2 separate regions of the Homo sapiens genome follow, and region 2 is linked to region 1. The links are chromatin contacts, found by Hi-C or POLR2A ChIA-PET in ENCODE. All regions are on one chromosome and are shown on one strand. Each heading gives the region's core, a stretch centred on a gene start or an enhancer-like site at or near the end of the contact. The rest is flanking DNA. Distances are from core to core; before and after follow the strand shown.

Region 1 (6,525 bases), core at 3,673-6,172:
TCTTCCCATGAAGACTTATTTTCCTCCCCTCTAATCAATGCCATGTGCTGGTCTTCATCTGGAACAGCAGTGGGACAAGAGCAGCATGGGGGACATGCTCAGACCTGAGTCCAGAAGACTTCCCTGTGCCAAGTGCCCCGCCCCAGTCTCATATCAAAGACACTTCTGAACCCACAGGCCCCAAAAGCCCACCTGGGCCTTTCTTCTATCATCTCTACAGTTGACGGCTCCTTTCTTCGAAAAGAAGGTTCTCCAGCAGATAAAGCTGGAGTGTCTGCTGCTGCCCTCATGATGGCCAGCACAAGAACAAACCCATTCTACAAAAGGGGAAGTAATTTCCCGAAAACACAAAGTTAAGTTTTTTACCAGTCTCCAGTTCAGGCCACCAGAGACAGGCTGGCTCTCAGAACAAAGTTGTGGGCAAGTGAACACACGTCAGAGCCCCGACCTCCTGTGGCTCAGCCCTGCCTAGAGACTGGCGTGGCACGGCACCTTCAAATGCCCTCAGACCTGGCGCCTCCAGGTGCTGAGAACTGTCACTTGCCTTCCTTTGCTTATGCCTTGCTCGCTTCGCTGCACGCGTGCTGCTCACTGGTTTGGTTTCGGAGCTATTTATAAACTGCAACAAATCCTCCACCCTCCGATGGTCAACGACGCTTTCCCTTTCTGAGATCTGGTCCATTTTTTTAGGTTGCTCCTCTTTCCTCTTGGTCAGCCGTAAGCGAAGCTTTTCCCTCATTTCTGCATAATTTCTACTTGTTGGTGCAGCTGGAGGCTGAGAAAAACAACAAAGTTATGCTTAAGTTTTAAAAATTTTGAATATAATAAATTTCAGACCACACCTCCAAAAATAAACTGTTTTATTACTCAAGTAGTATATATTTGTTGTGAAAAATAAGGAAATACAACAACCAGCAGAAAAAGAGAAAAACCTATCAGCAAGTCACCCAAAAGTGGCATTTTGATACCTACTCTCAAATTTTACATATTCATGAAAAACCTGATAAAGCATGTATAGCTATGCACATAAGTGGATTTTTTAAACTGAAAAGGAAACAATTACAAATCCTGATTAATGTATTTTATTTATTTATTTATTTATTTATTTTTGAGACAAGGTCTTGCTCTGTCACCCAGGTTGGAGTGCAGTGGTGCGATCATAGCTCACTGCAGCCTTGACCTCCTGAGCTCAAGCAGGGGTGTGCTGTCACACTCAGCTAATTTTCTTTATCTTTTGTAGAGACAGGGTCTCCTGTGTCGCCCAAGCTGGTCTTCAATTCCTGGGCTCAAGAGATCCTCCCTTAGCCTCCCAAAGTGCTGCTATTACAGGCATAAGCCACTATGCTTGGCCTCTACCTGTTATTTAACATGGTGTGAATATCTTTTCATGTCAATAAATGTGTCTGTAGTATCTTTCCATCCATTTGTGGGTTTCCTTTTTGGTGCCAAAAAAAGCCCTGAATCCTACTGCCAAATTTCTTGCTATAAAAACATGTGAACATTTTAGGAAATGCAAACAGAGCTAAAGCAGAAAAAGAACAACTATAAGCCCCTGCTATTCCTGTCACCCATCCCTCTTAAACAGTGGGTGATAATTGGTTGTATAAATTAAATCACAGCTCTGGAAAGATGGACAAGTATGTGTGTGTACCAACGCCCTCTGTATTCAAACAAGAGAAACCCAACTGCACACACACAACGCTGCTGTCGCTGGCTACAATGTTCCACCATATGGATACACCATGGTTAACAACCTCCTACCAATGGGTATTCAGTAGGAATACCTCACTGCTGATTTACCAGTTACCTTAAAAACCACAAAGTAAAAAATGAAGAAAAAAAATCATTATGGCTAAATCTTTGGGCATATATTTTTCTTTGTTTCTTTACAATGGATATACCCTAGAAGTGGAATATACCCCGAATTCAACCTAGTACAGAATTTCTGCAAAGGAGCCCGTGTGTTGCACACTTCCCACATCATGATGCGCTGACCTCATGCACTCACCCCGCCGTGCCCAAAGAATTCGCAGTAGCAGCAGTCGCAGTACTTGCCCTCCTTCTGGTTGGTGGAGGTCGAGGTGCTGGAGCTGTGCTCAGAGCAGCTGTCCTCATCTGCACTCTCGTCCCCATCATCCTGCTGTGGGTCGTAGACACCATTCTCGCAGCGGTGCCCTTCGCAGTCAGGGTCACTGCAAAACCGCATACAAGCTCATCAGCAAGTGGCCGGCCCGGGAGGCAATGACTCACATTGTTGCACATGACCACCCACTGTCCTGCCCATTTCACAGACAAGAGGCAGCGCAGAGGGTGCATAGTCCCAGGGTTACTAGGGAGTCATACACAAGCAGCAAGGGGCTCACGTGGGAGACATGGCGTGTGCGCATGCATGCAGGCGGTCCCTCAAAGTGCTCACAGAGCGCCACTGAACAGGAACACGTAGTCTCTCCAATGACTCCTTCTGAGACTGCCCCTGCCACCACAGCTTCCATACTAAGGGGCTTCGAAAAGGGGTATAGCTTCAAACAGGCGAGTTCAAAGGTAACAGAATTTGTCTTAAAAAGAAAGTCTGGCCAGGTGCAGTGGCTCACGTCTGTACTCCCAGCACTCTGGGAGGCCAAGGAAGGTGGATCTTGAGGTCAGGAGTTCGAGATCAGCCTGGCCAACATGGTGAAACCCCATCTCTACTAAAAATACAAAAATTAGCCAGGCATGGTGGCGTATGCCTGTAGTCTCACTACTTGGGAGGCTGAGGCAGAAGAATCGCTTGAACCCAGGAGGTGGAGGTTGCAGTGAGCTGAGATCGCACTACTGCACTTCAGCCTGGGCGACAGAGTGAGACTCTGTCTCAGAGAAAAAAAACAAAAAACAAAAAAACACACCTGTTGAGTGTTTGTTGTATTGTGTTTTTACTATATACACATTTCATTCATTTTCCTCTGATTCCACCCTAGGTATAACAAATACAACTTATACAATGAGTAAAAAACAATGCACACCCCCGATGCTGTCAGTGTTTAGGCGTAGTTGGCCCACCTATCCATGGCGGCCCACGGCCCCTGCTCTTCCCTCTGCAAAACTACAGGCTGAGATGGGAGCCCCCCTCTACCCATGGCCTCTGCTGGGGACATCCCTGCATTCCCTCGGCATTTCACTAGACTTTTCCACTGCATGGTCCCAGGGGAGTTTCTGTAGCTGTGTTAGTGAGGCATAACACCCATTTTCCAAAGTGCTCCCACGTCCCCAGTCAGGACTTGGCTCACCTGCAGACACTTGGAGGGGCGCTAATGGAGCCATCTGTGGCCGGGGGTAGGGGTGCAGGACAGAAACTCTTGCGTGTGTCCACAAACCCAGGAGTTGTGGTTGCTGTTTTGGGGAATGATGGGGCTGCAAGATTTGCAAGGTGAGGTGTGGAGGCAGGTGAGAGCGCAGCAGGTGACAGCGCAGCAGGCGAGAGCGCTGGGAGGGGGGCCAAGCCCGTGGGGCTATTCCTCGGGGCGGCTGGGGCCGAGTGTCTGTGGTCCTCCTTGCTGATGCCATGAAACACGTCACCTGCATTTAGAGAGGCGAGAGTCACTGCCAAGTTTGTTTCAAAAATGTTCAAACCTGTAGAAAATCTGAAAGAACACACAAAGAGTACCCATTCATCCTTCACCTTGCTTCATCTTCACGACCTAATATTCTGTCATATTTATAAACTTTATTTCTTACAGGCACACACACTTTTTAGCCGAACGTCTGCAAGTTACACTCACCTCTGAACACTTCGGTATGAACTCCTCAGAACATCGACAGTTTGGTTTTTTAAAAAAAATTTCTTGGCCGGGCGTGGTGGCTCATGCCTGTAATCCCAGCACTTTGGGAGGCCGAGGCTGGTGGATCATGAGGTCAGGAGATCGAGACCAGCCTGACTAACACAGTGAAACCGCATCTCTACTAGAAATACAAAAAATTAGCTGGGCGTGGTGGCACATACCTGTAGTCCCAGCTACGCGGGAGGCTGATGCAGGAGGATCACAGATCGCACCACTGCACTCCAGCAGCCTGGGTGACGGAGCAAGACTCCGTCTCAAAGAAAAAAAAAAAATCACCTTTTTCTAAGAGACAGTGTCTCACTATGTTGTCCAGGCTGGTCCTGAACCCCTGGGCTCAAGCAATCCTCTCACCAGGGCCACCTAAAGTGCTGGGACTACAGGTGTGAGCCACTGTACCGAGCTTTTTACTTAAAAATTTCCTCCCTTCTCTCTCCTCTCTTTTCTTTTCTTTCTTTCCCTCCCTCCCTCCCTCTCTCTTTTTTTGACATTTTGCTGAATACCATGATCACCTCACTGGCATTTAACACTGACAGGATACTCTCATCTAAGGTATAACCCATATTCCATTTTCCAATTTCCTTCACATGTCCATTATAGCTTTCCCACTAACCCAGCCTCTTCCAACCCTTTTCTCTTTTCACAAGACTTAACATTTTTAATAGGCTACCTGTCTGCCAATTTGGATTTGTCTTGTCTTGGTAGATTTGGATAAAATGTTCTGGGCACAAATCCTGCAAATATTACGTTGGATCCTTCTGAGTTTGTGGCAATGGGATGCACCCAGTGTCTCTCTGTTTCATGGTGGTGTGCATGGCACTGTCTGCTAGGTTCCTCCAGAGTCTGGCACCCACCATTCCTTTGTAATCTGTCGGTACCCAGTGATAGGGTTTGGTTGTGTCCCCACACAAATCTCATCTTGAATTTTGTTCCCATAATCCCCCCATGTGGTGGAAGGGACCCAGTGGAAACAACTGAAGCGTGGGGATGGTTTCCCCCATGCTGTTCTAGTGATAGTGAGTGAGTTCTCACGAGAGCTGATGGTTTTATAAGGGGCTTCCCCCTTCGCCGTGTACTCGTTCTCTCCCCCGTGAAGAGGTGCTTTCCACCATGATTGTAAATTTCCTGAAGCCTCCCTAGCCATGTGGAACTGTGACTCAATTAAAACTCTTTCCTTTATAAATCATCCAGTCTTGGGTATTTCTTCATAGCAGTGTGAGAATTGATTAACACAAGCGCCCATCATCCTGCTGTAATCTGTCAGTACCCTATGGGTGCTGCTTTTGAACAGTAGAAATACTCCATTCCCCAAACTGATATCCCTTGTTAACCTCCATGAATGCTGCATACTTGCACCAGCTGTTACCCTGGGGGTGCAGCATGCTGACTTGCCACTCTTATCCTTCTTACACATTTAGAGGAGGTGTGCTTTTAGAAGAAGGAGCTTCCCACCCTACTGCTCTGTTTGAGCATCCCAATCCTTATGGATTCTTGACTTTATTTGTATGCTATAGTCAAACTTCCTGTTTTTTTAACTTTTTTTTTTTTTTTAGAGACGGGGTCTCACTATGTTGCCCAGGCTAGTCTCAAACTCCCAGGCTTAAGCAACCCTCCCCTCTCAGCCTCCCAAAGTGCTGGGAGCTACCACACTCAGCCTCCTCATTCCTTTTAATGCTCAATCTGTCCCAGCTTTGGCTAGTGAGGCCTCCTCGAGCCAGCTACTGAGTTGCCATTGGTCTCTGATCACATTATTGCTTTTGGGCCCCCTAAGTGACAGCCAGGGGCTGTACCCTAGGCTGGGTGACAGGCAGCCCTGTCAGCTCACATCTGCTCAGCATTTTCCTAAAGCAGCTTCTGAGAAATCTTGCCACATGCTCAGAAAGCAATGACCTCCTAGCCTGGCCAAAATGGTGAAACCCCGTCTCTACCAAAAAATACAGAAATTAGCCGTGCGTGGTGGTGGGCACCTATAGTCCCAGCTACTTGGGAGGCTGAGGTAGGAGAATCGCTTGAACCCAAGAGGCAGAGGCTGTAATGAGCTGAGACTGCACTGCTGCACTCCAGCCTGGGCGAACAAGAGTGAGACCCTAACTCAAATCACAGAAGAACAGAAACAGAGACAAAAGCAAGACAGTGCAGCGAAGCCCCAGAGGAATCTAGCACAACAGCTAAAATTCTAATCAAAGTCCTAGGGGATCAGCTCTCTGTGTGTGAGCATTTTTGGGCAGTTAATTACACTTACGCCTCTGGCTAGGCCAAGTAAAAGGCAGTTACAAAGATGAGTTACAAAGACGAGAAGTCAGTAAGCCCAGCCTTCCTGCAGACCCCGAGGGCCAGTGAGCCTTCAAGCCTTACCTACTGAAGGAGGTCTCTTGGATGACACTCTGAACTGGCTGTTGCTGGACTGCACTGTGGTAGCTGTGCAGGACACAGAGGACGTGGCTGATGACGTGGCCATGACAACTTTATTTGCTTCCATGAAAGCATCTTGGAAATTGTATAAACATTTCTTTTTTGCAGCATTCTTTTTCTCTTTACTATCCGAGACTGCAGGTGTTTCATTGCTAGATGGAGGTGGAAGGGCTTCCGGTCTTGTTTCTGAGAGTGTTGGCCCTAATATTTCACTCCCTTCAAAGAAGAACAGGAAAATTAAGGCTTCTGACAGCAATCATACTTAGCTAAACCCTAAAAGACATGCTGATGACTGAACACT
Region 2 (6,091 bases), core at 3,353-5,852, 320 kb before region 1:
CAAGCGATTCTCCTGCCTCAGCCTCCCGAGTAGCTGGGATTATAGGCACCTGTCACCACGCCCGGCTAATTTTTGTATTTATAGTAGAGATGAGGTTTCACCATGTTGGCCAGGCTGATCTCAAACTCCTGACCTCAAGTGATCCACCTGCCTCGGCCTCCCAAAGTGCTGGGATCACGGGCGTGAACCACAGTGCCCAGCCTCCTTCTTTAATTTCTTATAATAACATTTTACAGTTCTCAGTGTAGAAGTCTTGCACATTTTTGTCAGTTCTTTGCCTAGAGTTATTTTTTAAGAGACAGGGTCTTGCTATGTTGCCCAGGCTGGACTCAAACTCCTGGGCTCAACTGATCCTCCCATCTCAGTCACCCAAGAAGCTGGGACTACAGGTGCACACCACCTCACCGGGTCTTTTCTTAGATTTTGATGTTTCTTGATGCCATTGTAAATGGTATCAGTAACATTTCCATTTTCTAATTGTTAGTGGCTGATTCACATTTAATCACTTGGTTAAATCCTTAATAGGTTATCTAAAAATCTGGGAATGTCTCCACATACAATGATGTTGTTCGAAAATAATGAGTTGTGGCCGGGCACAGTGGTTCATACCTATAATCCCAGCAGTTTGGGAGGCCTAGGTAGGAGGATCACTTGATCCCTGGAGTTCCAGACCAGCATGGGCAATATAGTGAGACCCCCATCTCTATCTAAAAAAAAAAAAAAGAAAAAGAAAAAGAAAAAGAAAATGATGAGGGCTTTTTTTTAACCTTTTTTCTTCTTTTCTCTAACCTTAATCCCTTTCACTTTTTCCTTTACCTTACTGCACTGGCCAGAATTTCCAATATCATGTTGAATTGAAATGGTCAGCAGGTATCTAGCCTCATTCCAGATCTCACGGGGAAAAGCTTTTAATATTTTCATATTAAGTATGATTGTGTTAGAGATTTTCTGAAGGAAGTTCCTTTCTGTACCTGGTTTGCTTCGAGTTTTTAAGCATGACTGGGCATTAGCTTCTATCAAAAGCTCTTCCTGCAGCTGTTGAGATGACCATATGGTTCTTCCCTTTATTCTGGTAACGTGATAAATTACATTATTTGATTTTCATTCCTGGAATAAATCCAACTTGGTCATGATGTATTAAAACAGTAACAGAGGTGCTGAGAATGGAGGAGAGGAGGCCCCAGCCGGCATGCAACAGACCACAGAATTAAACCACAAGGAATTCTCACTGGCCCTTGAATTAGTAAGGATCCCTTACTTTCTCTCCTCTTGTGAATATTCATTCAACATCTGCTTAATATATATTAAAATTATATTGAGAATCTTTTATCACGCCAGCCTTGTTGTGGGCAGCTGGGATGCAGTGGTGAGCATGGCCCTGAGGAGCTCTGTCCTAATATCGTGGTGGAGGAGGCCTGGGCAGTTACAGATGACAGATGAACCAATGCAAAGAAACCATCCAACAGAGTGATGGGCGACTCACAGACTGCCTATGGGGAGGGAGACCAAGGGCAAGAGGGAAAGGCAGTGATGCTTCAGGCAGAGTGCAGTCAGACCCCAGGCCTGATGTGGCAGAGGCTGCAGGAGCCAGGTCCCTCAGTGCCTGAAAGGCCAGAGCTGAGTCTAATTTTATTCTCAGAGTGGCAGGTGGCCACTGGAGTTTTTAATCAGGAAAGTGGATGACTAATTTAACTTGTCCACAGACTGCCTTGCACTGCTCCGTGGAGAACAGACTGTGAGGGGCGAGGGTGCAGGCAGGGGCAGAGGGCTCCAGGGAGAGGCATTACTGCCATGGGTCAGGGCGCAGCAGGGATGAACATGCCACTGTAAGCAGGGGGTAAACACCATCACAGAAGGAGAAAAATGTCTCTAGGTTAAGCAGGGAGAAAACACCATAGGGAAGGAGAAAAATGTCTCTAGGTTCCTTGGGAGAGGCCAACGATATAGAAATCAAAGCATTTAAGCAAAAGAAACTGTAACAACTGTTTCTGTTCTTTTCATAAAGCTAGATTGTGGATTTCTATGTTCCAAGGTAGTTACACGGGGGTTTTTTTTGTTTTGTTTTTTTGTATTTTTTTTTTTGTTTTGCTTTGTTTTTGAGATGGGATCTCACTCTGTCACCCAGGCTGGAGTGCAGTGGGCAATAATGGCTCACTGCAGCCCTGACCACCTGGGTTCAAGCAATCCTCCCACCACAGCCTTCTGAGTAGCTGGGACTACAGTCACACACCACCATGCCTGGCTAATTTTTTTTTTTTTTTTTTTGGAGATTGAGTCTCACTCTGTCACCCAGGCTGGAGTACACAGGCTGGAGTACAATGGCGCAATCTGGGCTCACTGCAACCTCCGTCTTCTGAGTTCAAGCAATTCTCCTGTCTCAGCCACCCAAGTAGCTTGGATTACAGGTGCTCGCCACCACACACCCAGCTAATTTTTGTATTTTATTAGAGACAGGGTTTCACCATGTTGGCCAGGCTGGTCTCGAACTCCTGACCTCAGGTGATCTGCAGGCCTTGGCCTCCCAAAGTGCTGGGATTACAGGGCGTGAGCCACAGTGCCTGGCCTTTTAAAAAAAATTTTTTTTGTAGAGGCCAGGCTTGGTGGCTCACACCTGTAATCCCCAGCATTCTGGGAGGCCAAGGTGGGTAGATCACAAGGTCAGGAGTTTGAGACCAGCCTGGCCAACAAAGTGAAACCCTGTCGCTACTAATAATACAAAAAATTAGCTGGGTGTGGTGGTGGGCACCTGTAAAACCAGCTACTCGGGAGGCTGAGGCAGGAGAATCACTTGAGCCCGGGAGCCGGATGTTGCAGTGAGCCAAGATCGCGCCACTGCACTCCAGCCCGGGAGACAGTGCGAGACTCTGTATCAAAAAAAAAAAAAATAGGGTGATGGGGGTCTCCCTATGTTGCCCAGGCTGGTTTCAAACTCCTGGGCTCAAGTGATCCTCCCACCTTGGCCTCCCAAAGTGCTGAAATGACAGGCATGAGCCACCAAGCCCAGCCAAAAAATATGTTTAAAGCAACTCCCAGATAAGCCCATTTTATTACAGATTTTCAAGTAATTGCACATGAGAGTGACATATCATATACACACACTGTGCTATTTTTTTTTTTTTTTTTGAGATGGAGTCTTGCTCTGTTGCCCAGGCTGGAGTGCAGTGGCGTGATCTTGGCTCACTGCAAGCTCCGCCTCCGGGGTTCACGCCATTCTCCTGCCTCAGCCTCCTGAGTAGCTGGGACTACAGGCGCCTGCCACCACGCCTGGCTAATTCTTTGTATTTTTAGTAGAGATGGGGTTTCACTGTGTTAGCCAGGAGGGTCTCGATCTCCTGACGCCTGCCTCGGCCTCCCAAAGTGCTGGGATTACAGGCGTGAGCCACCGCGCCCGGCCCCACACTGTGCTATTAAATTCAGATGCTGGCTGTGAAGGTACACTGGGAACATTTGTCCCCCTGCACAAAGCAGCTAACCTCCGGGCTAAGAAATAAATGGCTTGGAGGAAATAGCTCTAACACTACAAATCATTTTATAAATTCTCGTTCACACTCTCCCTTCAACCAGTCTTCATACTTCAGTAGCTGCTACAGGACATATGTAATTAGGTAGAGAGAAACTGGGTTTGGAGATGAGAACCACACTATACAATGCACACCGTAAAGCCTGGAACTGCTCCCCTGAGCTCATACCAGTCCGCCCAATGTTCTGTCCTTTCCAGAAAGGTGGGAAGGTGGTATTTGGGCTTCATACAATTGGGATATGCTAGTTGAGGGCCTAGCGGTAAACTTCCCAGAAAAAGGAAAAGACGGAAAGCAGATTGAGGCCAGAGGGAGGAGGCCCACATGAGAAGGGGGCTAGAGAAGGTATCCTCAGCCAGACGTGGTAGCTCACACCTGTAATCCCAACACTTTGGGAAGCTGAGGCAGGTGGATCACTTGAGCCCAGGAGTTCAAGACCAGCCTGAGCAACATAGGGAGATCTCATCTCTCTCTCTTTTTTTTGAAACGGAGTCTCGCTCTGTTGCCCAGGCTGGAGTGCGGTGGTGCAATCTCAGCTCACTGCAACCTCCGCCTCCCAGGTTCAAGTGATTCTCCTGCACCAGCATCCCAAGTAGCTGGGACTACAGGCACGCGCCACCAGGCCCACCTAATTCTTTTTGTATTTTTAGTAGAGACGGGATTTCACCATGTTGGTCAGGCTGGTCTCGAACTCCTGACCTCAGGTGATCCACCCTCCTTGGCCTCCCTAAGTGGTGGGATTACAGGTGTGAGCCACCGCGCCTGGCCAGAGATCTCATCTCTAAAAAATAAGAATAAAAATAAAAAAATTAAAACCTAGTTGGGCATGGTGGTGTGTGCCTGTGGTCCCAGCTGCTTGGGAGGCTGAGGTAGGAGGATCACTTGGGCCTGGAAGGTTGAGGCTGCAGTGACCCAAGATCGTGCCATTGCGCTCCAGCCTGGACAACAGAGCGAAACCCTGTGTCAAAAAAAAAAAAAAAAAAGAGAGAGAGAGAGAGAAGGTATCCTCAAGCACAGCCAAGTCACAGTGTCCCAGGGGCCAGAGAAATTGACTGGAGGCTGAGAGCAAACAGAGATAAGCTCTGGCTGGCTGTGATAAGGGAAAGGAAAGGGCAATTCACCAAGAAACACGGGTAACTAATGGACCTGGAGCCTCTGCAAGCTGGCAGGTGTGAAGAGTGACAGAATGGGAGGCGGGGGACTACAGATTTATAACAAACCAGAAGTTAGAAGCAGTATCACTCCTTCTATGTTTTCTAAGGTTTGAATAAGAAAGAAGAGAGCTGTTACTAAAAACAAAACTGTTACTAAAAAGAGCAAACCCCCACATAAACTCAGAAAACAAGAAATGACTTCCACGGCTTCAGTGAGCGTGAGCTGAGCGGCATGTCGGCTGACAAAAGTGCTATGAATCAAACAATGCACAGTGAAGACTAAGAGGAGACACTTACTACGAATCTACTTTGCACTTTCTCCAGAATTCTTTTCTCATTTAGAGCCATAGCTTCACCTTTCCTCTTCTTTATTCTTTTTTTTTGTAGCTTTTTGCAGGCATACATTTTTCCTGTGGCTCGCACTTGACAGGCGCAAACCTAGTTTAAACAGCAAAATAAAGGAGGTTTATGTCCACCTGGCATTTCTTAGGCCACACAAAGGAAGCTCTTTGCTTGATGAGACCCTCACTGGCAGAGACCAGCAGCAGTGCATGAGGAGCCGAGACCGTTTCAAAGGTGAGCTTCGTCAGTGTGAGTCGGCTCCTCCCTCAGTGATGCACTGTACTCTATCAACTCTAAGACAGTGTACAAATGGAACTAGTTGGCATAGGTGATCACGGTAAATGTTTAATTTTTAAATGTCCCCATATGTGTATTTTACTTTTTGTAAAAGTGCAAAAGTTTTAAAAAGTAAAACTGAAAAGATTCTTTTTCAGCTGGGCATGGTGGCTCATGCCTACAATCCCAGCACTTTGGGAGGCCAAGGCAGGCAGATCACCTGAGGTCAGGAGCTCGAAACCAACCTGGCCAACATGGCGACACCCCGTCTCTACGAAAAATAAAAAAACAAAAAAATTAACTAGGCATGGTGGCGGGTGCCTGTAGCCCCAGCTACTCCAGAGGCTGAGGCAGGAGAATCGCTTAAACCCGGGAGGCAGAGGTTGTAGTAAGCCGAGATCGCGCCACTGCACTCCAGCCTGGGCGACAGAGTGAGACTCCGTCTCAAGATTCTCCTGCCTCAGCCTCCCAAGTAGCTGGGATTACAGGTGCCCGCCACCATGCCTGGCTAATTTTTCTTGTATTTTTAGTAAAGACGGGATTTCACCATTTTGGCCAGGCTGGTCTTGAACTCCTGACCTCAGGTGATCTGCCCACTTTGGCCTTCCAAAGCGCTAGGATTAACAGGTGTGAGCCACCGCGCCTGGCCTAAAAAGATTCTTGATTTTTTAATTTAAAATGTCAAGAGTATAAGGAAATATATTTCATAGAATTCACAATTTTCATATCTTTATTCTATTACTTCTTAAAGTAGTATTTATGTATTATTTTAACTTTATGTCATGAAAAATTTCCAACATA

Evidence for each region. Hi-C counts contacts between places; a loop is a spot of excess contacts on that map. ChIA-PET counts read pairs that join two places held with the same protein, here RNA polymerase II (POLR2A). Pooled maps may share reads with other maps.
Region 2: a loop to region 1 is called in a pooled map, with 2.4 times the contacts of the local background. The contact joins two enhancer-like sites. A Hi-C loop is called at or near these places in 2 of 50 pooled maps. POLR2A ChIA-PET finds 5 or more read pairs at or near these places in 2 of 52 experiments (OCI-LY7 and activated naive CD4-positive, alpha-beta T cell).

The regions. Positions count from the first base shown.
Region 1 is chr4:2,690,613-2,697,137 of GRCh38, reverse strand. FAM193A (family with sequence similarity 193 member A) reads right to left here. Exons shown (of 21, transcript NM_001366318.2): 15 at 6,168-6,440; 16 at 3,264-3,552; 17 at 2,009-2,192; 18 at 545-775. Among named protein-coding and RNA genes, the nearest start is that of TNIP2, 62 kb to the left of the region's middle. RefSeq lists enhancers at 34-383, 1,083-1,142. Within about 2 kb of position 4,922, at least 2 of the 41 ENCODE cell types and tissues checked have a DNase peak (open chromatin) inside an H3K27ac peak, as active enhancers do.
Region 2 is chr4:3,012,707-3,018,797 of GRCh38, reverse strand. It overlaps GRK4 (G protein-coupled receptor kinase 4), which reads right to left. Exons shown (of 16, transcript NM_182982.3): 8 at 4,970-5,110. Among named protein-coding and RNA genes, the nearest start is that of GRK4, 52 kb to the right of the region's middle. RefSeq lists an enhancer at 5,021-5,080. Within about 2 kb of position 4,602, at least 3 of the 41 ENCODE cell types and tissues checked have a DNase peak (open chromatin) inside an H3K27ac peak, as active enhancers do.